Regions from separate parts of the Homo sapiens genome. Here region 1 is linked to region 2. A link is a contact called in ENCODE Hi-C or POLR2A ChIA-PET data. All regions are on one chromosome and are shown on one strand. The core of a region is the stretch at or near the end of the contact, and the rest is flanking DNA. Distances in the headings are between cores, read along the strand shown.

The links. A loop is a pair of places that touch in the nucleus more often than their neighbours do. ChIA-PET counts read pairs that join two places held with the same protein, here RNA polymerase II (POLR2A).
Region 1: a loop to region 2 is called in a map of PC-9, with 9 times the contacts of the local background. The contact joins the promoter of GPRC5A here to the promoter of MAGOHB in region 2. A Hi-C loop is called at or near these places in 1 of 168 maps with a recorded cell type or tissue (PC-9). POLR2A ChIA-PET finds 5 or more read pairs at or near these places in 1 of 52 experiments (activated CD4-positive, alpha-beta T cell).

Annotation. Positions count from the first base shown.
Region 1 is chr12:12,889,371-12,894,515 of GRCh38, reverse strand. It overlaps GPRC5A (G protein-coupled receptor class C group 5 member A), which reads right to left and starts at 2,954. Exons shown (of 4, transcript NM_003979.4): 1 at 2,852-2,954.
Region 2 is chr12:10,611,570-10,616,601 of GRCh38, reverse strand. MAGOHB (mago homolog B, exon junction complex subunit) reads left to right here and starts at 2,993. Exons shown (of 5, transcript NM_018048.5): 1 at 2,993-3,163. The coding sequence starts at 3,070. RefSeq lists enhancers at 2,179-3,056, 2,873-3,272, 3,057-3,936.

The DNA.
Region 1 (5,145 bases), core at 1,705-4,204, 2.3 Mb before region 2:
GATCACTTGAGCTTGGGAGGTGGAGGTTACAGTCAGCCAAGATTGTGCCACTGCACTCCAGCCAGGGCAACAGAGCAAGACCCTGTCTCAAAATAAATAAATAACTGCTGAAAATACAAGGAGAACCCAAAGGCAATACTATAGTTGCATGAGACTTTCATACTTCTTTACCAGTCCTTGGCAGATAAAATATACAATATGAATAAGAACATGGTAAAATTGTGTAAATGTTCTATGGATACTTAAATAGAAATATTCTCTATCTTCATATCTTATTAGATCTCCATTACTAATCATATAATTCAGATCCTCTATATCAGTGATCAGCATAGATTTTCTATAAAGGGCCAGGTTATAAGCAATTTAAGACTCTGCAAGCCACACATTTGTAGCATGAAAGCAGCATAGATGATACATAAACATATGAGCATTGCTGTGTTTTAGTAAAATAGTGGATTACAGGTTGTGGCTCATGCCTATGATCCCAGCACTTTGGGAGGCCGAGGCAGGCAGATCACCTGAGGTCAGGAGTTTGAGACCAGTCTGGCCAACATGGTGAAACCCTGTCTCTACTAAAAATACAAAAATTACCCAGGCGTGGTAGCGGGCGCCTGTAATCCCAGCTACTTGGGAGCCTGAGGCAGGAGAATGGCTTGAAACCTTGAAACCGGGAGGCAGAGGTTTCAGTGAGCCGAGATCACGTCACTGCGCTCCAGCCTGGGCAAGAGCGAGACTCCATCTCAAAAAAACGAAAACAAAAACAAAACAAAACAAAACAAAAATCACTTTATTTACAGAAAGAGGCTATAGGCCATATTTGGTCCATGGACCATAGTTTGCCATCTCTACTCTATTATGATTGCTTAATAGGAACTATGGTCCATGGTCCAAATGGAACATTTGCCAAAAATGAGCATATTTAGAATACAAAGACAAATCTGGAATTAGAAAATAAGAAATGTGCAGACCATATAGTCTGACCACAGTGCAATAAAAATGAGAATAAAAGAAGCAAACACCCTGAACTACTCAGGAAGTCAAAGATTCCTCAAGCAAAAATACTCCTCAATTTATTGTTTACTATACCACCATATTAATTCCTCAGCTTAATCTTGGGACTTTAAATAGTAGTGGACCCAGAATGAGAAGAATAAAATCACGCCGTCAAAATTGTTCTTCATACCCTGTTGTCTTCGATTACCATTCAAGACTAGAATACAAAAAAGCCAGTTCTAAAGGGAACTTCCAAGGCGACGTGTGCAGATGGAGAGGGGCCAGAATCGAAACACAGGAGGGGAAACTGGGGGCCTCCCCAAGACCCCTATGAGGAACTCAGGCCCAGCCCCTTGCCTGATCACAGTTCCATGTTCCTGCGGAGCTGGGAGGAGAAATCAGTCTTCCTGACTCAAGGTTGAGAGCTCTTCCCGGGAAACCAAAGGGTTCTGCTCATTCCATTCTGCCCTTGAGGCACTCACCTCTCCACGCCCTTGGAGAGGTCCCTTGTTTCCCACGTAGCGCCTCTCCCGGCCCTTCCTTCCCCTCATTCCTTCCCTCACCTAGCAGACACCGGCATGCAAACCTGGAGGGTGTGTGCCCCCTCCGCCCTCACCCCTCCCGTGGTCCCTAGCCCATTGTGTCTGAAGTAGCTGAAGTGTTCCCCTTCAGGAATGAACCCACAGCAGTGGCTGATTCGGCCGAACCCTTCAACAGGTGTGGTGTTTACACAAGCCTCTGAGGAGACAATCAGGAATGGAAAGAAGTCAGGAATGGAAAGTCCTTCAAATTCCTTGATTCTGAGCAGGTTTCAGCTGTTAGCTAGCCTTTCCCATGGATGTTTAAAGCTATCTGTGGCCGGGCGCGGGGGCTCACACCTGTAATCCCAGCACTTTGGGAGGCTGAGGCGGGCAGATCACCTTAGGTCGGGAGTTTGAGACCAACCTGACCAACATGGGGAAACCCCGTCTCTACTAAAAATACAAAATTAACCAGGAGTGGTGGTGCATGCCTGTAATCCCAGCTACTCGGGAGTCTGAGGCAGGAGAATCGCTTGAACCCGGGAGGTGGAGGTCGCGGTGAGCTGAGATCGCAACATTGTACTCCAGCCTGGGCAACAAGAGTGAAACTCCATCTCAAAAAATAAAATAAAGCTATTTGCCAGCCTTCCCCATGGATGTTTAAGGGACCAGATGGAACAGCATCTATGCTATTCCCAAATCCTATCCATAAAGTCGGTAGTGGAAGGTGCACTCTCAGCGCACATTCAACTTTCATCTGTCCCAGGTTTCTGAGCAACTCAAGGCACACCAGAGTGGAACTGACCGCCCACACATCAAGAGAAAAGGGATGGGCTTCTAGATCTAATTCCCAAAACTCAGAAGGGCTTTTTGCAGCATCTGGGTAAAATAGTAGCTGTCACCGTGTCCTCCCTCCTGCCCCTGCCCCTTGTTTCCCACTCCCCCTCCACTCCCAGTACCTTCGGGTCCTCTGAGATCTTTCTCCCTCTATTCTTTTCCTGCAGAGTGATCCCAGAGCTGCTCACCTCCTGCCTGGCCGGATTCCATCTACTCAAAGTTTGTAGAATGTGTCCGAGCAGAAACTATTACCCTGATTATCTCTTTGCTCTCTGCCTCTATCTTAGCCTAGGAAACCCGCAAAGGGGAAAAAAAAAAAAAAAAATCTGAGTTGTTAAACTAGAGGAACTGTTTCCTAGGGAATTTTTTTCTCATAGCCAACTGTATTCCATTACCAGGATTTCTCTCCTCTTCTATCCCACCCCTCCCAACGCCCCGCTCTCCCCAGACGATTTAAATCCGGAGGCCCCAGCGCTCTGGGCTCCTGGCGCCTCACTTACCCTAGTGCCAAGGCGTTGGCCGTGAACTTGGTGCTGCTTCCCGCGCGCAAGAGGGCAGCAGGCGAGCTCCTCAGTGCTGGGGGAGACCTTGGACAGCTATCCCGCCCTCGCACTCTGAGCAGTTGTTATAAAGGCGGCCCTCGCCGGAGGGAGGGAACGAGCGAGGGGTGAGCAGAGGGACAAGGAGGGGGAGGGTCGAGGGAGAGGACACGCCTATTCCAGTTCCACGGCACTTCATGCTGTTATGAAAATAAAGTCCCCGTGCCAGGGAATGACCCAAAAACCGTCTGACGTCAGAGGCACAGTCACCCCTGGAAGCTGGGCGGGGGTGACCACCCGGCCCTGCCCAGCGCATCGGACTCCTCCGAGACGTGCTCACGCGCTGGTCCCAGGGCGCCGGCTACGAGAGGGGAGCCGGAGCAGACCAGCTCCTTACGGGCCCCGCCAGCTGTCACCTCCCGGGGGAGCCACACCCGCCTCCCCGCAGGCACTCGGGTCCACCCGGGGCAAGGGCCCAGCCCGCGAGATTGCAGCAGCTCCGCCGTCAAGTCCAGCGGGACAAGCCAGCCTTCCTCCACTTTCTTTGACCTTAGCTTAGCCTTTCTCTCCATCACTCTCCCCCAGCCACTGCCGTATGGGAAGCCAGGCTTCAGAAAAAGGAGGCAGCCACCTTCTCAGGGCTCCCCAGCCAAAGCCACGTGAAAGCCAAGGAAAACTTCCCCCACCAGGTCCGTAGTTAGCTCAGCAGCTCCACCTGTCAGAGTCTAGACAGGCACCATTAGTGCTGCCCTGGGGCTGAGAGATCAGTATCTCTCCTTTCCTAACTGCCTCTCCTAAAGCCTCGACAATGCAGGCTGATTGAACGGGGGCGCCAGATGAAATTATGAAATGAAGGAATTTGCTTTGGTGCCTGGTTTCCCCTCCCTCCACTGCCCACTCCTCTTCCAGGATCAAGCCAATCGGACCGAAACTCGTCTTTGTTTACGTGTGGAACGATCCTGGAGTGGCTGCCCGCCTGTGTCGGGGCTCAAGCCAGGTTCTACCCCATGCCACGGGGAGGCAGGAGGGACTCTGTTTTTAAAGTGGTTATCAGCGCGCTTGGTAAACTAATCTGGATTATTCTGCATATGAAGAAATGGGGGAAGGCCCAGGGCTCCCCAGCTTTCTCTTCACTTCTCCCCACACCCCAAGTCTCCAGAGCCTAAAGTGCTTTTAAAATGTGACCTACTGGAGACTGTGACCCCACCATTGTTAGGTTTTTATTTCACTCCCAAAAAACCACAGGCAGTGCCTTGAGTGTTGGAACACTTTGAGGTATGCAGCCCAGGGGTCTGTGAGTCCACCCATTTCACACCTAAGACTCCCAGGGGTGTGTGTGGCAGAGTGGGGGTGGGTACTGAGAGACTGGTGGGACTGCAAATGACAGTGCTTTATAGTGTGTGCCATCCGCTAAGTCAGGGCTTCTCTCCGGACCCCAGCGTTCTCGTCTGTTCAAGAAGTTGAACTAGACTACCATTGTACAATAGAACTATAATTCAAGCCACAAACATAAGCCACATTTGTTTTTTATTTTTTGTGTGTTTTTTCTTTTTTAGACAAGGTCTCGCCGTCACCCAGGCTGGAGTACAATGGCACAATCGGCTCACTGCAGCCTCAATCACCCAGGCTCAAGCTATCCTTCCACCTCAGCCTCCCAAGCACCCAGGACCACATGTGTGCATTACCACACCTGGCTAATTTTTTTGTTTGTTTCTTGTTTGAGACACTCTCACTTTGTCACCCAGGCTGGGGTGCAGTGATACCATCATGGCTCACTGTAAGCCTTTACCTCCCAGGCTCAAGCAGTCTTCCCGCCTCAGCCTCCCAAGTAATTCTTTTTATTATTTATAGAGACAAGGTCTCGCTGTGTTGCACATGCTGGTCTCAAACTCCTGGGTTCATGCCATCCTCCAGCCTTGGCCTTCCAAAGTGCTAGGATTACAGGTGGGAGCCACCACACCTGGCCCACATATGTCATGTTAAATTTCTAGCCACATTAAAAGAAGTACAAAGAAACAGGAAAATTAATTTTAATAACACTGTATATTTTTTACCCAAATATGATCCCAAATATGATCATTTCAACATGTAATCAATATTTTTAAAAATATTAAGGGGCTATTTTACTTCTTTGGTTTCCAACTATATCCTCAAAAACCCAGTGTGTCTTTTATATTTAAAGCACCTGTCAGTGTGGACCAGCCACATTTCCATTGCTCAAAAAGTGTGTGTGGCTTGTGGCTACCACACTGGAT
Region 2 (5,032 bases), core at 1,744-4,243:
AAGGTGGAAACAGTATTTTGGCTTCACTTAAGCAGCTCAAATATTTATTTTCATAAGTAAACTGTGTTGATATCAGTAAGTACGTCCTAATTTGGAGCCTACAACAAGCAATTTGAAAATGTTCACAATTTTTTTTTTGCTATTTCTAGCCCAACTAAAAGTGTATGAAAAGATTCTAACTGTGCTGACCAACACAGTAGCTTCTAGCCACATGTGTTTATTTAAATGTTAATCTAAATTAATCACAATTAAGAATTCAGTTCGAAGTCACAGTAGTCACATTTCAAGGGCTCAGCAGCCATACAGAAGAACATTTCCACATCACTGTTGTGTACCATCCAAGAATACAACACAACGCAAATGCTTTATCACTTTGTAATTCTTGCTTCAATACAAAAGGTTCAAATTTTGGCTTAAAATATAGAGAGTTAAGTAAATATAGTTTCATATTTTATCTTACAAACAGGTAGGATTATAGTCTTGAACCCCTATGTCATTTTTGGAGATCAAGACAGTAACTGGCCCACTTAACAAAGATGTTAATACTTTGTGCATTCTGTAACCTCTATTTATATAGTTACACATTCTGGTATCCATAGTTCTATTTAGGTAAACATGAAGATGAACATTGGCACATGTGCCAAAAACCTGAAGGAGAGACATTAGGGAATCTAAGATATTGAATGAGGCTTTCCATATAATTCAACAAAATGGATTACAGCTGATATTTCCAGAGATACTACGGAATAGAGTGTTCAAATTTCTGTGAATTATTCTTGTGGTAAGTGTGGTGACCAACCCATCTCAGTTTGCCTGGGTGTTTCCAGGTATGGAAAGTCCCATTTCCCAGGAAACTCCACAGTCCTGGTCAAACTGGAACGGCTAGTCACCCTAGTGGTAAAACATGGTGCTTCCTGTTTCTTACGTACTTTCCAAAATGGTGGCCCATTGTAGGGACTGATTCATTTTTCTATATTAATAGTTATATAACTACTAATATGGACTCAAGGAAACGTGGCCCAATTTGCCTTTTTAGTCATTCTACTTGAACCTTATGCTCTAGCTATACCGAATTTCTTAGTGTTCCCCAAACATGAATTTTCACACCACTGTCTTTGCTCGGGTCATTTTCTGCCTGGAATGCTTTTTCATCCCACTGAACATACACAGAACTTACTTCTCAAGGTCCAATTCAAACACTTCCGTTGACAAGCCTTTTCCAATACTCTTTTTTCAAATTTCCCTACTCTGCAATAGAATGCTCTTGCTTCCTCTGCTGTACTACCGGCATGTTTTACACACTTTTTTTTTTTTAGACGAAGTTTCGCTCTTGTCACCCAGGCTGGAGTGCAACTGCGCGATCTCCGCCTCTCGGGTTCAAGCGATTCTCCTGCCTCAGCCTCCTGAGTAGCTAGGATTACAGGCACGTGCCACCAAACCTGGCTAATTTTTGTATTTTTAGTAAAGACAAGGTTTTGCCATGTTGGCCAGGCTGGTCTTGAACTCCTGACCTCGGGTGATTTGCCCCCTTTGGCCTCCCAAAGTGCTGGGATTACAGGCATGAGCCACTGCGCCCGGCCACATATAGGCTTTCTTTTCTTTTTCTTTTTTTTTTTTTTTTTTTTTTGAGACAGAGTTTCGCTCTTGTTGCCCAGGCTGGAATGCAGTGGCACGATCTCAGCTCACTGAAACCTCTGCCTCCAGGGTTCAAGCAATTCTCCTGCCTCAGCCTCCCGCGTATCTGGTATTACAGGCACGCGCCACCACGCCCAGCTAATTTTTTTGTATTTTTAATAGAGACGGGGTTTCACCATGCTGGCCAGGATGGCACATATATTCTTAATTATAGCAATTGCTCCCTTGTGCTGGTATTCGCCTTACGTGTTTGCTTTCTTTTCTAGACTACCAGATCAAATGGCTTATTTCTAGTTTCAAACTGTCACATAGGAAATGTTTGTTAAAACTAATGTTTTATAAAATTTAAAGCTTATTTTACATATTATCTCATTAGATCTCTCAAGAATTCTGTGAGCTTGGCAATGTAGATTGCTGTATATGCATTAGGCTGATGAACAAACAGGCTTAGAGATAGTCACTTGCCCGAGGTTAGTTAGCTGTTAAGTGTTGGGATTGAATCCCAGGTCTTCTCTCCACCACTTTCTACTAAAAATCACTGAAGGTTGTCAACCGACAGATAGGATTACTCTGTGTGTTGATAACAAAAGGGTGATCAATAATATCTGAAAAGGAAACTTTGTGTAAAAGTCTTTCCCTTACCTTAAAAACTACGCCACACTGGAGCATTCTTTCATTCCCCCAATTTAATTCTATCTGGCGAGAAACAATAATGGGCTAAACCATTATTGTATCGTAAGTCAAATTGCCAAAACTTCACAGGCTACTAAAAGTTAACCCTTATTGAATGAATTAAGAACCTTAGAAGTTCTGCTGTTAAAAAAAGCACGGTGACTGTCAGGGTTTTTCAGGTGTGGGGGGTGTGAGGGTTTTAAGAGTTGGATTCCTTTGACTTTGTCTCTATTATTATAGGCTTAGAGGTCCCGGGTAACTACCAATCGCTATCCAAAGGGAAAGCACCCTGTTAGAAATTAAGTAAGAAAAATAGTTTATATTCCCGGTCTGCCATTTCGATTCTAAGCTTTATCTTTATTTAGCTCACAGTTAAAGGGGGCATAGAGCCACACCCACCTCACAAACGCCGCAAGGATTGGGAGACCAGAAAAGTAAAAGTGACTTGCAAACCTTTAGCTCTAAGTCCATAAAAAAGACTATCATATGCTCACATTTCTAATCTTTGCTAGTATAATGTAATCTTTATTTTGAAAACAATGTGCCTCCATTCCTAGTAAAGCGAAAGTCACGGCGCTGCGACCCTCCCTTCAGCGCCTCCGGACTCTCACGCGATACTCGGCTTTCACGCTTTAGTCTAGGGCTGCACTGCAGGAGGAAGAGAAGCGCCTGTGGTGACGCACTTATTCCGCGCGATGACGTCACTGCAAGGCGCCGGGGGACACGTTGGCTGCGTTTTCGGCGGGCTTCCCGGGTACAAAAATGGCTGTGGCTAGCGATTTCTACCTGCGCTACTACGTAGGGCACAAGGGCAAGTTTGGGCACGAGTTTCTGGAGTTCGAATTTCGGCCGGACGGTGAGAAGAGGCCCACGGCACGCGGTGCTGGGAAAGGGGAGCGAGACCGAGAGGCCGGGTGGTGTGGAGGGTACAGGCGGCGGAGGCCACTGCTTCCCTCGAAGGAAATAGGAGCTTAAGAATAGAGGAGGCATAAGTTGGTTTTATAAATGAAAGAGAATTAATTGCAATAAATTAAAGCTAATCCTGTCACAAACTGAAAAGTTGAACCTACAGTAATCAGAATTCTGTAACAGTGCACCAGAAGGGACTCTAGATCGTCGCCCTGATTGAAAATGCTAGCACTTTTTTGAAAACACCCCCACCAGCGGGTGGTCCAGTGGATGAATAAAATCTTGTGGTGACCAGTACCTTTTTTTCATTTAGGCTGTGTGTTTTCTTTGAAGGGGAGGAGCCCAACGTGTTAACAAATGAGAATAATAATATGTTTTAGGTGTTTACGTGTAATTGTTCACCATAGGACGCATGAAGAGTACCAAGCAAGAGGGGAGAGGTAAAGTTCCACAGGAGGGAGTCAGGAAGATCTTCTTAGAGGACGGCACTCTTGAGATGAGTCTCGAAATGAGAGACTTGGCCTTTGAGAGAAAAAAACAGACTTCCAGAGCAGTATGAGCAGAGGATGAGGTGAAACTGCTACCCAAGTAGTGTGCAACAGTGTGTTTTCTGACAGCGCTATCCTTAGAGAATGTTACATTGATCTTGCCTACCTGCAACAAGAAAGTTCATTTGGATATATATTTTTTGGGTTTTTTTGAATGCACGTTTTGTGCTGGACAACAAGCAAATACAAAATTTTAAGGTACAGTAATGAGTAAGACAAATTTAACTAAAGCAGATTTGTCTTGGTGGGAGGCACAGACATTTAACTATAAAGCAGTATGCATATTAAGTCCTATAAGCAGGCTTTGGACAATGTTCTGTGAGAGCAAGAATAAAAAATTAGAGAAGGAACGTATATTAGGAAAGGAGAAGAGTATCAAGCATTTCAGGCAGAACTCACGTTAACTACAGTCCTGCAATTATTATTATTATTATTATTTTGAAACAAGGTCTCACTCTGTCACCCAGATCTGAGTGCAGTGGCACGATCTCAGCTCACTGCAACCTCCCCCTCCCTAGTGCAAGTGATCCCTCACCTCAGCCTGCCGAGGTGCTGGGAATACAGGCCCACGCCACCTCACCCAGCTAATTATGTTATGTTATGTTATGTTATGTTATGTTATGTTATGTTATGTTATGTTATGTTATTTTTTGTAGAGATGGGTTTCCCCATGTTGCCCAGGCTGGCTTCAAACCCCTGAGGTCAAGGGATCCACCAGCGTCAGCCACCCACAGTCCTGGGATTACAAGCATGAGCCACCGGGCCAGCCCTGCAATTATTTAGAAACCTTAATCACTGTATTTAACCTTACCGTCCCCATAAATTCAGCTAAATTTACCTGAATTCATCTATTCTTTATGTAGTATTATTTTCAGTTCCTCTGCCTGCGAACACCATCAAGCTTGTCCCTATCACTTTTAGCAGGTCACATGAATTAAGTACCTGAATATTATCAGGGAAGTTTTATGCTAGAACAGTGGTTCTAATCAATGTATCTGCCACTACACTGTTACACATACTTCCATTGGTGATATTGAGCCTCCCGAAGACGCGTTTCTTTTCTTTTTTTTTTTTTTTTTTTTTTTTTTTTGAGACAGAGTCTTGCTCTGTCGTCCAGGCTGCAGTGCAGTGGTGCGATCTCGGCTCACTGCAACCTCCGCCTCGTGGATTGAAGCGATTCTCCTGCCTCATCCTCCCGAGTAGCTGGGATTGCAGGCATGGGCCACCATGCCTGGCTATTTTTTCGTATTTTTAGTAGAGACGGGGTT